Regions from separate parts of the Homo sapiens genome. Here region 2 is linked to region 1. The links are chromatin loops, found by intact Hi-C in ENCODE. Cell type or tissue: dorsolateral prefrontal cortex. All regions are shown on one strand.

The links. Peaks named below come from ENCODE experiments on the same cell type or tissue, not always from the same donor. Only the 100,000 strongest peaks of a DNase experiment are listed, where the experiment ranks them.
Region 2: a loop joins it to region 1, with 5 times the contacts of the local background. A loop is called at or near these places in 5 of 110 quality-filtered maps.

What each region holds. Positions count from the first base shown.
Region 1 is chr11:83,816,977-83,824,976 of GRCh38, reverse strand. The region is part of intron 17 of DLG2 (discs large MAGUK scaffold protein 2); the gene reads left to right. Among named protein-coding and RNA genes, the nearest start is that of DLG2-AS2, 180 kb to the right of the region's middle. In dorsolateral prefrontal cortex, CTCF peaks have their summits at 4,641, 4,842 (motif pointing right) and 7,985; no DNase peak of the experiment used is centred here; H3K27ac peaks cover 2,490 bases.
Region 2 is chr11:83,668,264-83,676,263 of GRCh38, reverse strand. All of the region lies in intron 18 of DLG2 (discs large MAGUK scaffold protein 2), which reads left to right. The region is part of intron 6 of DLG2-AS2 (DLG2 antisense RNA 2); the gene reads right to left. Among named protein-coding and RNA genes, the nearest start is that of DLG2-AS2, 35 kb to the right of the region's middle. In dorsolateral prefrontal cortex, a CTCF peak has its summit at 4,757 (motif pointing right); no DNase peak of the experiment used is centred here; H3K27ac peaks cover 446 bases.

The sequences.
Region 1 (8,000 bases):
GCTCCTTTCCAGTTATATTCCTTAAGTCTTGCTTATTCAATGTGTCATAAACATACTATATGTCACAACTTAGCAAGGTGCAGTGAAAATAGTACATTGGGAACCATGTACTTAACATCAGACTTGTAACACCTGACTCACAATATCACTACTCAAAGGATTTAACTGTAAGCAGCTTTCAAAAGTCTGAAACTTAACTCAGTGCACCAGTAAAACACCAGCTTTTCTCGCAGTGGTACTTCCAAAACTGTGTATAATAGCGGATGTGTGAAATGCTTCATAAAAAAGGTTCATAATTCAATGAAAGATCTGAGAAGTCCTGCAGCAAATTTTTTAAATGCTGATAAAGTGTTTTTTAACATTATTTAACAAAATAACTTTTTTAGTCTTTGGATATAAATTACTATCAAGTGAAACATATTTTTTGAAAATTCTGTCATAATCTCCAGAAAACCTCTTGCAAGTATTTTATTTGACGGAAGTAAATTTTCACCTTAAAATCTTGTTTGCAGAGCTCAGAGACATTCACAAAGTACCAAAAGCTACTAGACACTAAGGATGCAACGTGAAAAAAATCATTGTGTCCTCAGTGAACATGTAGCCTCATGAAGGGAGACAGACAAATAAATAGATTATTTCCAATATAACATGGAAATGCTAACGGTAAGTTCCAGGGACCACATGGGCGTAAAGAAGAGACCATCCTTAGCTCAGCCTGGGGAAGTAAGAAGGATTCTGGAGGGGAAACTTCCCAACAAAGAGGGCCCCTAGAAAGCAAAACCAGTAGAGAATTGGAGATAAAATGCCTAACCTTTATTGAATATATGCTCAGCACAAAGCATTTTGCTGGATACTGCGCTGTGATTTCACTGAATTGTCCTAACAACCTTGTTGGATTGAAGGCTCAGAGAAATTAAATAATTTGTCCAAGATCACACAGATAATCAGTAATGATGGTGGTATTTGGAATACTGTTGCTTCTGATTTCAAAGCTATGCTCTTTCTGCGATGCAGGCCTTCACCAAAGAATTGAATTTGGCAGTTTACTTATGTCTGAGGCAGTCCATACTCAAAGTCTAGTTAATGAAAAAAGCATAAATGCCTAAAAAAAGAGCATTTAAAAGGAGACATATGAGTCACCACAGGAAGCCATTGTATACGAAGGCTGTAAGATTGAGGCACTTAGAAGCAACGTTCAGATCCTTTGAAGCTTCCCTTGAGGATGAAACTGTGTTTTATTCATCTCTGCTCCCTTGTTGATTAACTTAGAACGGAGCTACTGAGCAAATGTTTAATGAACGAATGAATGAATGAATGAATGAATGAATGACTCATCTTTGCCCACTTCTCTGAAGGCAGTTGGAAATCCTAGGACCCCTCTCAGTTTTATTCATCTCGCGCTCTGGCCAATTAATCCCTTCTGTCCTGAAGATTCAGAATACATTAAAGCTTTTAGATTTCTGGCCAATGGAATATATTTCCAATTCAGACAGATCATTTCCTAATTGACTAAGAGGAATTCCTATAGATCAGAAAAATGTTAATTAACTATTCTATTACATATTAAATGCTAAATACTTGATGATCATTTAAAATATGTTTATGACATATTCTCTTCTTCCAAAAAATTTGGGTAGCAAGGACTTCCTATACAAGTTTCAAAGTGTCTTCTCTATGTAAACATCTAAACTGTGGTATAACAGCTGATCACAGATAAAGGGGAAATCGTGCAAAGAGTTCTCAAGTTTTAAAGAAGGAGTGATCATCGACTTGATCATCCCTCCTGAAATCTCTTTTGAGTCAAAAAGTGGACTGATTTTTAGTCCAATTTGTTTGGGCCTCAGAATAACCTATTTTATTAGCTAATCTCTAATAACCCTTAGATTTGCATTACCATATATATGTATAAAGTATCTCACTGTGATTATCTCATTTGATCCTCATAGGGTACCTTCAGGATAGGTAGGAAAGTGATCATGCTGCTGTTTTATTCAAGAAGAAACTGAAGGGTTCAACAGTTTTCTAACTCAAAGCCTGTTTGACTCTAGGTATAGGCCTCCTTCTTTCATGACAAGCTCCCTTACCTCTAACGCTAACTACTCTAGGAATATACCTGATGGGAGCTTGATTGGTGAATTTACCTCCTGGAGTTCTTGACTCCAGACAACAGACGTCAGTTCCAGGTAACTTATATGAAAAAAAAGAATTTATTGGAGAAATAACAGATAGTCTACAAGCTCTTCAGGAAGCCTGAGGAACCAGGCTCAGAGGCCAAGGAGGAAATCCTCCTACTAAGGGTGCTGGGCTGTCACCACTGGCCACTTATAGCCAAACCACACTGCCATGAAAAATCTCTGTTTCTCCATGCACCTTACACGTTAGTGTGGGGATGCTAAATTCCCAACTGGAACATCTGCTTGACTTGCCCTGTTGTAGCTGCTGAGGGGTGGGAAAAGGGAATAGCTGCCCCCTCCAGCTTCTCTAATGGGGGTAAGGCTGTGCCTCCTTCCTGTCTTGAATTGTCCCCAAATAAGAAGCATATCTGAACACTGGGTAGATAAATGATAAATGACCATCGGGGATTATTTGGCTCACTGAGCTCTATTTGAGGAATGTTTTAGGTCTAGTATCTTAAGGATCATAAGTGCTTCTTAAACAATAGAAATTATTTCAGAGAGAAGCCTCTAGTGGGAGGAGCCTAGGCCTGAGAGAATAAAAGGAGAAGAATTGAAGACAAAGGATGAGAGACATATTGTGTGCTTCCTACCTAGTAAGAACTTCAAATGGTTTGATTACTATTATCTTGCAGGTCAAAGTTCTGAGATTCTGAGAGGTTAAATAATTTGGTTAAGACCAGACTGTAGTAAAAGGACTGGACTCTAGGTCTGCCCAGCTTCAAAGTCAGTATTTTTTTCATCTTTCACACCAACTCCATAGATTCTATCAACTTTGATCATGTTACTCCTCCACTTAATATCTTTCGACAAGTTCCTCCTGCCTTTCCATCCAAATTCCCTCTTTTAATGACAAGGAGAAGAGTTATCTCCTTTGAGTTTGCTCTAGAGAGGAATGCAATAGAATGGGAACTTGAGGGTAGAGTTTGTTTTTTGTAACAGTGTTTATATGTTGATGGAAATGATTCAGTAGAGAGAAGGAAATTGGTGATTTATTTAGCAATTCATATACATGTATATTAAGTGGAAGAAGTGGAAAACACTTTGGCTGTATGGCTGTGACTCTTATTTGTTAATTATTTGATTTATTGAATATCTCTTATTGATTTATTTTGTTTATTGCTGTATTCGAAGAGTTTTGAAAAGTATCTGGCACTTTATAAGTGTTCAATAATGAAAACATGACTGTCAAATATTATTCTAGTGTTTATAGGAAATAGAGAGGTATATCAGACATTGTTCTCACCTTCAGGGGCTGATAGCTTAGTGGAGACATAAGATATGAACATGGTCGTAATGCATGGCAGATTGATAAAAAGAAACAACTACTATGACTTATTCTTCTCACGCTGACATTATTTAAAATCCATTCATCTAAAAAAAATCCATAATAAGTTTCTTAATTCCAAGTATCATCTTATCTTCTTCATCATCACCATCACCACTTCTGACACCATTCACTCCACCACATGCAATGACCGCTCTCAACAGCTGACATAAGTGGAGAGTCGATGAGCGTCCTCTAACAGCAAATTGCTCATACATGAGCTGCTTCTCTCTTTCAAATTCCCAAGGGCAGCATTGGCCCTTTCTCTGCTCAGGTTCTGAACAACTGCAGAGCTTGAAGCAGCAGATATCATGAGTTATGAGATGTGAACTTTCCAGCTAGTATGGAGGTCAGTAAGCATAAGCGTTATGTCTGCATCATCATTGCATCCCAGAACCTAACCCAGTGCTAGGCACACACAGGTGTTCATAGGTGATGAATAAATTAGATGAAAGAACTTGAAGTCTTCGCTAATGGGAAAGGAAAGCTTTTGGAGATTTTGTTCTAAGTTTTTTCCCTGAAATTCTCAGAAGATTCTTTTTTAAGTTGTCTGTGACATCTATGAGCCAACCTATTGCCTGGTTTTCCAGTTTAAGTGTCGGTTGGTTGGAAGAGAGAAATCCTGGATGAATAACTTACCAGAGAATAACTAAATATGGATCAGTAGATAGGATCCCAGGGGTAGCATTTTTCACTGGAAAAAGCTGTTCCTATACTACATATTTGCTGTGCTTTTCAAATGTCGGGGCTCACTTGCTCATCAGTGAATCAGTAAAAAAGGAAATATTCCCTTCCTCAGTTGTCAGGCCCACAGTATTTTCTGCCCCAGGAACAACTATCTCCAGGGAATATTTTCATTTGAAACATCCATTTTCTTGCCCTGAAAGCCATAAAAGATGAGACAAATCACTCTGAAAGCAGGTACCAAGGTCTGGACTTTTCAGCCTGAACCATAGTTTACCTTGTTACATATGAAATGCTTAGGTATCGTCATTCTAATAATGTGGCTGATAGCATTGATAATAATTGGTTGTTTCTGAATAGTACTTTTGATTTATGGAGCAATTTAAAATTTTTATTCTTATGGCAACCTTGAGACAGGCAGGGGATGGTATTATTATAATAACAACTTTTTATGAAGAAACCAAGCCTCAGAGATGCTTAGTAGAGAATACAAAGTGATAATGTTAGATGGAAACCTGACTATTTAGCTGCTCTTTTCTTATACTTTTTTTCAGTTATTTTCATAAACTGGCCTATGAACCTATTGTTCCCGTAAGACAATAAATAATATGTAGTGACTGGGATTATTTCCTAAAAATCCACAAGATGGCAGTAAAAGATTTTGCATTGAACTGGAGACACTAGTGGAATGTGGCCTTTTGCCCAGTTTTCATACTAGTGATTGTATTTGATCACAGTATTAAAACTGGTTATCATAATGATAGCTTTTTAAAATATAACTCAATGAATTCAAGTGGAATTCAAACCTGAAAGTAACATTTGTGACTTTGTTTATTATTATTATTATTATTGTGAGGGTCCTGTATTTAAACATAAGAAACCACTAGGAATCAGCTGGGAGCTCTGATAGCCAAGATTTCTTGAGAAAGCTCAAAATGAGAAATGTTACTCCTTCTTCAACGTTGGACTGACCTATAATTCTCCTGCTTGAAGGGGAGAAATAGAGGGGTCAGGAAAAGGTCAATAGTTAATCTTCCTTATAATTTGATTTCTTGTTATTTCTCTATGTTCAGAATCTTTCCTGGAGGGAAACTTTCCTGATGGACCAATGTTGCTGTAAAACATATTCCAGGAACATTTATTGCCTATATCTCTCAGGTTTTGTGTGTAACATAAACTATACTAAGCTATGGGTAGTTTTTCATGTACTTTTATTATTCTACTCTCAGATTTATGATAGAATTAAGAAGAATGAAGACTATATTTTTCTTTTCTTTTTCTTTTCTTTTTCTTTTCTTCTTTTTTTTTTTTTTTTTTTTTTTGAGATAGAGTCTTGCTCTGTCTCCCAGGCTGGAGTATAGTGGCATGATCTTGGATCACTGCAACCTCAGCCTCCCAGGTCCAAGCAATTCTCCTGCCTCAGCCTCCCAGTTAGCTGGGGTTACAGGCATGTACCACAATGCCCAGCTAGTTTTTGTATTTTCAGTAGAGATGGGGTTTCACCATGTTGGCCAGGCTGGTCTCGAACTCCTGACCTCAGGTGATCCACCTGCCTCAGCCTCCCAAAGTGCTGGGATTACAGGTGTGAGCCACTACACCTGGCCTACATTTTTCTTTCATTTGGCGGAGGGTCTGCCTCCATGCTGAGCGGGAACTCCCTTTGTTGATGGGGCTCGTGATCATCATCAGGCACATATAGACCTGAGTCAGTAGACTCTGTAATTGAGAACATCAGAAAAAATCACACTGTTTCTGTTTCTAACATAAAGGCAAGCAAGTGTTCCTTAGCATCTCCTTTGTGTGTAGCAGACAGGACTTATGCCTCAAAAAGATGGCAGTGGATTTGCATAAACATGTAAAAACTTAAAAATGAACGTCAGGTATCTCTGGTTTTAAAGTCCTTTGGGCAGTCTCTTATGCTACCCAAATTTATCTTTCCCCTTTTCCTGACTTTTCTTCTCTAATGTCTTTTTACGTTCATATTCATAGTCATTTCTTATGACAAAGAGTACAACCTTAATTTTTGCTTGCTTGTCAGAGATTCTCTTTTCACCTTGGGTGGCTCACCATCTTTCCCTGAAGGAAAAAATATATATAGCTTTCATACCCTTACTAACATAGATTTAAACCTCCTGTCAGGAAATAAGATATTCCACTCCATTCCTCTGTTTATTCATGTATCCTCTCATCCCTGTCTACAACGAACTTGATAGGGGCTTCTGTGTTTATGTCACCTTGCTATGTGGAATGTAATGATGACTAAGCCATGTGTCATGTCCTTGGGATGCTTATAGTCTAACAGAAGTAATAAGCAGGTCCACCCCGAATTATACTATAAGAAAAGTACAGTGAGGCAAGGGAGTTCCATAGAAAAGGCAAAACCTCACCAGGTATTCTGAGGAGGATTCATGTTTTCCTTGGTAATGGAAAGACCTTCCCAGATCCTCACTGCAAGTCTAAGATAAACGATTTTTTCATCAGGCCACAAAGGAAGAACATGAAGTCCAATGCAGAAGTTTTGAAAAGCAGGAGTGCTCAAGAATTATCAACAGCCCAGACCAACAAGACACCAGATGCAGGAGACTATTTGGCCTCTGAATAAACGGGATGAGGAGTTTAAGCACTGGGCTAGGCTAGGAAAAGCAAATAGCTCCCAGGAGCAACAATTCAGTTACTCAGGACAACCTGAACAAACTCCTGATCTTCTCACTCCTCTGTAAAGTGAAAAGACGGAGACTCAGGATCTTTAAAGGCCCTTCCAGCTCCAATATGCTAGGAATGTATGTGTTTGAGAGAACTTTGTGTGATAAAAAGGATGCACTGAAGGGTTTTTGAACAATTAATTTTTTATTAGTTATGACTAAACGTATGTTAGTTATGAATAAAGACTTCCCTTTATTTTATTTATTTATTTTTTAATTAGAGACAGGGTCTCACTGCTGCTAGATTGTGCAGTAGCACAATCATAGCTCACTAAACCTTTGAGCTCCTGGGCTCACGCAATCCTCTCACCTCAACTTCTCAAATAGCTAGGACTATGAACATGCATCACCATACACAGCTAATTTTTAAAATATTTCTAAGATACTGGGTCTCACCATGTTGCCCAGGCTGTTTTTCAACTCTTGGCCTCAAGCAGTCCTCCCACCTCAGCCTCTCAAAGCACTGGGATCACAGGTGTGAACCACCTCACCCAGCCTAAGACTTCCCTTTAAATAATAAAAGTTTTAAAATCAGAAATTAAAATTAAAGGCATACATTCATACTTTTTTCAGAGTCCATTGGTTATAACTTAACCATCCAAATAAAGTCTCAATTCCTCGATATAGCTTCTCTTAACTTGTCCAGCCATATCTCTAAAAGTCAGTCTTTTCTCTGTCATGTAACTATATCTGACATTGTATCCTCTCCTGAAAACTTTCCCCACCCCACCTTCTTCTGAATAACTCTTCTATTCTATTCATCCTTCAAATCTTAGATTGTTATATTCTCTAAATGCCTTCTCTTGCCATTCCCACTTCACCTTCCAAAAACACACAGAAGCACCTCCAAGTTAGGTACCCCTCTTAATGTGCTTTGTATATCCCATACTCTTCCTATGACAGCACTTACCATGTTAATTTTTAAAGACATGTTTAGTACTCCATTTTCCTTACTCTATTGTAAGCCAGGACAATGCTTGTCTTGTTTACCTGACATATAATATATCTTATAAATATATAATGAATGAATGAAGCTAGATTACTATTTTAAGTCAGTAGATTCTGAGTAAAGATCTAGTAAAATAAATGCATGGCCAACAATGCATGGGCAGT
Region 2 (8,000 bases), 150 kb after region 1:
CAGGACAGTTGCCAGTGACTCCTAGACAACTTGTTTTCATAGTCACATCCAGCTAGAAAGAGATCCTGGCAATGATTCCTAGAATTCACTTTGAAGAGACTGGCTTATATCCACCCCTGAACATGAGACCAAATCTCCAGCCCCATTCTAAAGCTTAGGTAGGATAAAGACAGTCTCCCCAGGACATTATGAGTCCTTAACTGAAATTTGGCAGCTGTTGCTGTTAGGATGGGATGGTGGTGGGGAAGGATGCTGGAAAAGCATCCAGCAGCCATCTATAACTTGTGAAATGTACAATACATAATGTACAAATGTCTACTAGAGTTAGTACATAACATAATGGAATGAAGGCCAAGCATATGATGGTGCATGTCCTTAAATTGGCTTCCAGGAAGAGTAGGAGTTTGCTAGGGGAGAAGAAAGAAGGAAAGGATTTGAGGTAGAGAAAAATGCTCTTTGCAGTCACAAAAGCTAATGAAGTAATTGTTCAACTCGTTGCCTATCTTTACGTTGGCACTATTGCAGAAATCACCAGACAGCCAGAAGCCATGTGCCCAGTAGAATAAGGAACAGAAAACCTAAAGTATCAGTCTCACAAAAATTTGTTGTTGAAAAATGACCGTTGAATTATAAGCTAAACCACAGTCAAATGTTCTGATTCTTTACAATGTGGATACAGATTTGGAGTCAATCAATGTGAACTTTAAAATATATGTTACCAGGCTCAAGAATTATTGTATTTTGAACAAAATCATCATCATCTTCTTCTTCTCCTTTTTACTTCTGATTAAACCTGCTCAGAGAAGATTAATGACTTATGCAGTAACTCAAGTGTATTTGGATTTTGATATCATGATGTTTGTGATACTAAAAAATATGATAAGACAAATAAGAATATATTTTTGTACATGTGTTTGCTAATTGTATGGTGTATATCACTTTGCGAATGAGACATAGAGTAAAATATTTGTTAACAAAATGTCAATGCTTCAAAGAAAAATTAGACTTCACTCTGATTTCTGGATAATTCAAAGTTTATATAATTTATAAGTTCTTCAGCCTTTGGCAATAATCATTTCTTTCCACTGAGGAAGTAGAATAGTTCCTTCATTAAGATTGTACTTAATGGGCTTGGTAATAGTTTTCCGCTAAAATTTCTGACTCCAAATTTAATTAACTACACTTTGGATTGTTTTTCCACTTTTACAGCATAGAAGAGGAAGTGACAAAACTGTTATTTACTTTCTATCACAAGCGTGATCATACAGTTCACAATTTTCTGGCATCCAAATGCAATGATAAAACATTCTTTTTTCACTCATGAAGCTTGTCTCAGTGCTGTCAATCCACCTACCTGGTGGGTATGCTCCTAAATATTCATTTTTCTATCTAGCTTCTTTCCAAAGAACAGACAATAATAGCAATAAACAGAATCAAAGTATATTTCTTCTTGCCTCTTGCTTCTGGTGTATAAAATCTGTTCATAAAACCTGCATCCAGGCATGAGTAAGTGCTCCCAGCCTAGCTGTGTCACTGAGGAGCCCAAGACTTCTGTTTTCACTCAGAAAACATGCTTGAGTCAGAGAAGGGTGCAGTGACCAGGTAGGAAATGCTTCCCAGGGCACTGGCTTCTTCCTCTTCAGATTAGACAGTTCTTCAGTGCAGAGAAAGAAGCAACTAAAAATAGTGGAAGGGTGACAGATAATGTTTATTTAAAAGCACATATGTCATATGTCATATAAGCATTAAAAGGTACCATTATTACTATGGCATAACTTCATTTCCCCATAGCACAAACCAGATAAAATCTTCTTTGTCTTGTTTTGTGGCTTCCTTGTACAAATAGAGAAACTGTTCCTTGGATGAATTTCTTACCTTATCAGTAAGTGTGTTGAGTTCCTGACAAATAGAGGATGCCAAAGAAGTATCAAAGATGCCAGCACTAATATTCTGGCTGCAGGCAGTGCTTCTGCTTCTTAAAATATTGAAATATATTCTTGTTAGTAAAGAGCTTCTACCCTGGGCCCGCTGAGTGCTCCTCTACAAGCTGCTTCACACTGGAACCCCTGAATCCCTTCCCTAGGACTCTCACACATCTCCATGATTGAGCAACTAAAGCATTAATACCTGGCACAGCTAGTTGTAAATATTTTGACATCACTTCTATGTAATACTCATCTTATTTTTAAAGAACTTACGGCTACAATTAGGGAGAATAACATTTAGACACAGAAACAATGTGTAACTAAGTATTAAGATGTTTAAGGCAGCCATGTATGAGTTTTTAAAAAGTGGTAAAGGAGATATTTGAGGTTGTCTGGAAAGACAGGTCAGGGATTTGGATAGGGCAGAGGTAAAGGAGTAAAAGACAATGGCAGAATGTACAATTTTTAAAATTCATTTACTTAACAAATAATAACAAAATTCTCCATTTGTTTACTGCTGCTGTGTGCAAAGCACTGAATACATGTTATCTCATTTACTTCTCACAGTAGCACTATAAAAATAGAGGAGAAAATGAGGCTTGTTCACACAGTTGGAAAGTAGCAGGACAGCACATATGATACCCACCATTTCCCACAATGTTCAAGACACTGTATTAGGTGCTGGCATGGTGAATATGAAGATGTATCTTTCTACTTGTAAGGGCCAGTAGCAAACCCAAGGAAATATTGGCAGCCCCTTAATCGAACAAAAAAGTGCTAGTGGGCCTTCTACCATCAACAACCTCATTTTAAAATATTACAGGATAATGCATTATTGTCTTGCTTGCTTCAGTTGCCCCACTAGCAACATAAAGAGTAAAATGTGAGCCATAGGGTACTAGCTAAACTCATTATAATTTGATTATCTGATCTTCCAACATTAGTCTTCTCATGACCTTTTCATAACATAGGACGTTAGAAAAAGCAATAAAACACAGTCAAAATGTTTAGCCTATTGACAAAGTGTTGCTTTCCATCTTTAAATGGAAACTGAAAGAGCGAGCCTATTTATTAATGATTCTGTGGCAAATATTGCTTTTTTAAAAAACTCTCCAGTTATGCCCTGCACAACAATGAGCATGTGTTTGTCATGACTAAAAATTATATGGACAAATATATGTTTTTAGTCCAAAACATAGGCATTGCCTCATTTCTTACTAAAATACCTCACAGAGAGTTTTTTTTGTTTGTTTTGTTTTGCTTTGTTTTGTTTTTGAGACAGCCTTGCTATGTCGTCCAGGTTGGAGTGAGTGCAGTGGCGCTATCTTGGCTCACTGCAACCTCCGACTCCCGGGTTCAAGTGATTCTCCTGCCTCAGCCTCCCGAGTAGCTAGGACTACAGGTGTGTGCCACTACATCCAGCTAATTTTTTTGCATTTTTAGTAGAGACGGGTTTCACCATGTTGGTCAGGCTGGTCTCACACTCCTGACCTCGTGATTCACCCGCCTCGGCCTCCCAAAGTGCTGGGATTACAGGCGTGAGCCACCGCATCCAGCCTGAGAGTTTCTTGAAGACAGGGATTTGATTTCATTCATCCCTATATGCCTAGCATCTCACATGATGCCTCAACACAAACACACCAAAAATACTGGTTGATAAATGCCAGCTGATACATCCTTCAAAGGAGGATGGAGACAACATGAGATAGAAAAGGTGGGGAAGAATTTCTGAAGCTGAACTAGAAGATGATACAGGAATTTACTAGATATATAGAGAAGAGTATTGTTAGGAGTACACTGAGCAATCTTCCCAAAATAAGTAAGTATGCTCACAGAGTTTGCATGTTTAAGAAAATCAAGGAGGCCGGGCACGGTGGCTCACACCTGCAATCTCAGCACTTTGGGAGGCCAAGGTGGGCGGATCACCTGAGGTCAGGAGTTTGAGACCAGCCTGACCAACATGGAGAAACCCTGTATCTACTAAAAGTACAAAATTAGCCGGGCGTGGTGCCTGTAGTCCCAACCACTTGGGAGGCTGAGGCAGGAGAATCACTTGAACCCGGGAGGCAGAGGTTGCGGTGAGCTGAGATGGCACCATTGCAGTAGCCTGGGCAACAAGAGCGAAATTCCATCAAAAAGAAGAAGAAAAAGAAAGAAAGAAGGGGAAGAAAGGGAAGGAAGGGAAGGAAAGGAAAGAAGGGAAGGAAGGGAAATCAAGGAAGGCCTCAATGTTTCTACAACATTTTTTTCTCCTGGTGTCCCATTTCTCTAGATTTCCTTCCTTACTCCCTTCCCCTTTATTTGTCTTACCCTCCATTCATTCTTTAAAACTCAGGCTTCTTCAATAAATAATTGGCAAAGAAAAAAGAGACATAGGGGAAACACTTAAAAGTAACAAATTGTAAGCAATGAACATTTGTGTATTTCAATTCAAACAAAACATAAATGGTAAAACAAGTCATGACAATGAGACAATTGGAGATTTGGACATCAATTATATATGTGGTGAAAAGTTATTGGTAATATTTGAGATGTGACAATTGTATTGTGCTTATATTAAAAACAAGCACCCTTATCTTTTAGAGCTACACGCTGACATAGGCATGGATGAAATTATTTGCCTCAAAATAATACAAGAGAGGGAAAGGGAGTAGGGATATTGATGAAACAAAAAATAAATAAGCATTATTTATTTATTGATTAATTGTCCTTCTGAAAGATGTTTCTCTTCCCTTCCTCCCCACCAGTTGGGTCTTTCTTGCTATATCCCAAATACTCACAGCTTATTTCTTTAACTACATTTATCTTATTATATGATAATTATCTGTTTTGGTGGATCTTATCACCAGAGGGAGCTCATTAGTAAGGACAGATTTTTCTTTGTCCTTCCATTGACTGCTCATAGGAGGGGCTCAATAGTATTGGGTAGAAGGATGAAAAGATAAATGAATCGATACAGACTCTACATCAGGATGTGTGATTCAAGCAGTGTGGGTTCACGTTGATTTCCCCTACATTCATCTAATTCTTAAGAAATAAATCTCAATTTATGTTCTATATACCACACAGCATTTGCTCACAACGGAAAGCCATAAATGCAGCACTCTAATTAAAACTAGATAATTCACACATTTTCATTTAATATTAATAGAATACCACGTTGCAGGGCCATGTTCTTAATTAGGATAAGATAGCATTGTACCAAACCCATTTAGTTGTCATAGTGATAAGGAAGATATAAAGGAAAACATTTTCCTTGTGTTTAAAATTTTTAAAAATTAAATTAGGGTTATTTGAATCTACTTTTTAAATATAATATGTACAAAGAAATGTACGTGTACACAGAAATACATACATCTATATATGTATTCATGAAGATGGAGTACACCTTCCATGAGACACAGCAGCCTAGAATGTTTCTTTATAGAAACAAAAGTTTGCCTCCTTTTTATTTTTAAGGAGAATATTTTAATCAAATCACTTCATAGTAGTATACTATTATTGGAAATATCAATTTACTTAGATTCCCTTCTAATGTTAACATGTACATGCCCAAAAATTTGCCTGAGAAAGAATTTGGGAATATATCTGTCCTTCAGAGTTCTTAGTTACCCACCCAGGAGCAATGCAATGAGATAAATTTATTAAAACATTCATGATGTTCCCAAGAGAACCTGTTTAGCAGACCAGATGGAATTGCTGGGTTTTTTTGTGTTTTGGTTTTTTTTTTTAAAGAAATGTCTTCATCTATGACAACACAATGAATTTTCTTACATCTTAAAATTTCATGAATATGTGCTTGTGAGTGAGCCCAAAGGTATTCATTTTCTTCTGTGGTAGAGATAAAATTCCTGATATTAAATTGCAAATAAGGACAATGTATACCAAAACCTATCATGGTGACCAAGAAGTATTGAGACTCCATATATAGAGTCACCAGTGATGGGTTTTTTTTTTCTGTATGTCCAGAACCTAGCCTTGGCCTGAAACCTGTGGGTGCTTGGTAGATGTTTGTTGACATTTTTTCCTGCTTTCACCTTCTCCTGGGAACCTTGTCACCTACCACCACAAGCATCCACTCTATTTGTAACACGTAGAAGAAGCCTGGAAATGATAAAAGCACATTAACTGGAGAAAAGTCTACAGAGTTTGGCAAGACTCTTGAGAAATGCAGAGGTGAACTAGACATCTGTTTACTCCTAATCCTCATGGAACTCACTGGAATATTTATGATGCCTGTCCTCAGCTGGATAAGCTGGTTGAGTTAGGTAGATGTGATATTGCACCCACCACAGTATACATCACTGCTCTGAGAGCTAAGAGACCAAAGAATTTAAAGCATAGCTATAAGATTAAAATTATTTTCAGATAATCATCTTTTCACCATTTGGGTCAAGATTTGGTTTTAAACTATCTTTCCCTCTTAAATCCATAGCTCTTCCTTTGGCTTGTCCTAACGAGGAACTGCATAATTGCAAGTGTTTGCTCTTTCATTTATTCAGTTATCTAGAAAGTATTCATTTAGTGCTTACTTTATGTTTAGCACTGTTCTGGGTGCAGAGAAATACATGATAGCTTTTCATGTTTGTTTGTCTTAAATTTTTTCCTTTGTTTTTCAGGGTTGGAAAAGTTGTCTGTTCCTCTTTATTTCAGGGCATAAACACCCTTGTGGTCCCTTCAAAATAGAGTCAAAACATAGCAATCAACATGAAAATAGTTAAACTTGAAAATCATAGGCCATTATATTAAGGGTACAAATTATGCTTCGTTTTTAATTAAGTGGACCTAAGTTTGAAAGGTCAAGGGATCCTTCTGTTTATAAGAGGGTTGTATTCTTTTGTGAGCCTTAATTGTGTATTGCATATCTATAATATATGTATACATTGGCATAGAAATGTACATGTAGACAGAAATACATACATCTATATATGTATTCATGAAGATGGAGTACACCTTCCATGAGACACAGCAGCCTAGAATGTTTCTTTATAGACTTTTCAGCAGAAACATACTCAGTATCAATTTGCTTTTATATGTGGCCTTCTGAATTGAAAAGTTATTGCTAGAGGTGCGAATATTATTTTGCAGTAAATTAATAGGAATGAGTAATTTGAAAGAGTGTGAGTAGGGAGAGGGGGTTCATGAGGAGAGGGACCAGGACTGTTTTACCCACTACTGTATTCCTGGGACCTAACATAATACTCTGCCTGGCACACAGTAGCAGGGGTTCAGTGAATAAACAGATCAATTAGTACAAGCTCAGGATTGGGAAAATATTCCAATAGAGCATTTTGATGGGCCAGGAAATTCTTTGGCCATAAAATAAAGAAGAAATTTTTGCTGCCTGTAGATTTCATTAAACTCAGCAAACATGTATTGCCTTCTGAGTTTTACCAGGGACTAGTAATTTGGTGCTGAGCGAATAACTGTTCCTGGGCTTTAGAAGCTCATAGTCTATCATAAAAAAAAAATATATATATATATATATGTGTGTGTGTGTTTATATACACATATATATGTTTATATACACATATATATGTGTGTTTATATACACATATATATGTGTGTTTATATACACATATATATGTGTGTTTATATACACATATATATGTGTTTATATACACATATATATGTGTTTATATACACATATATATACACATACATATATACTTATACATATATACATACACATGTGTGTATATATACATGTGTGTGTGTATATATAGTTTTTCTTCCATTTTATTGTAATTTAAATTACAGTAATAGCATATGAGTACAATTATATTACTGTTAAAAAAGTACAGAGGTAACCCAGAGAAAACAGTGATTACCTCTACTTAGTAGGGCTAAGAAAAACTTCTCTGAATGTCTTTGCAGTATTTTAAAGAACCAAGGCTATCCCAGGTAGAATGAGCAGCCTATACAAAAGTATGGAGCTATGAAACAGCAAGATGTGTCCTGGGACTGATAGCTTTTTGTTCTTAAGCTATAAAATGTGTTGTCTTTGCAGAGAAGAGTGGTAGATGAGCCTGGAGAGGAAGAATTGAAAATAGATTTTCTTGGCAAATTGACAAC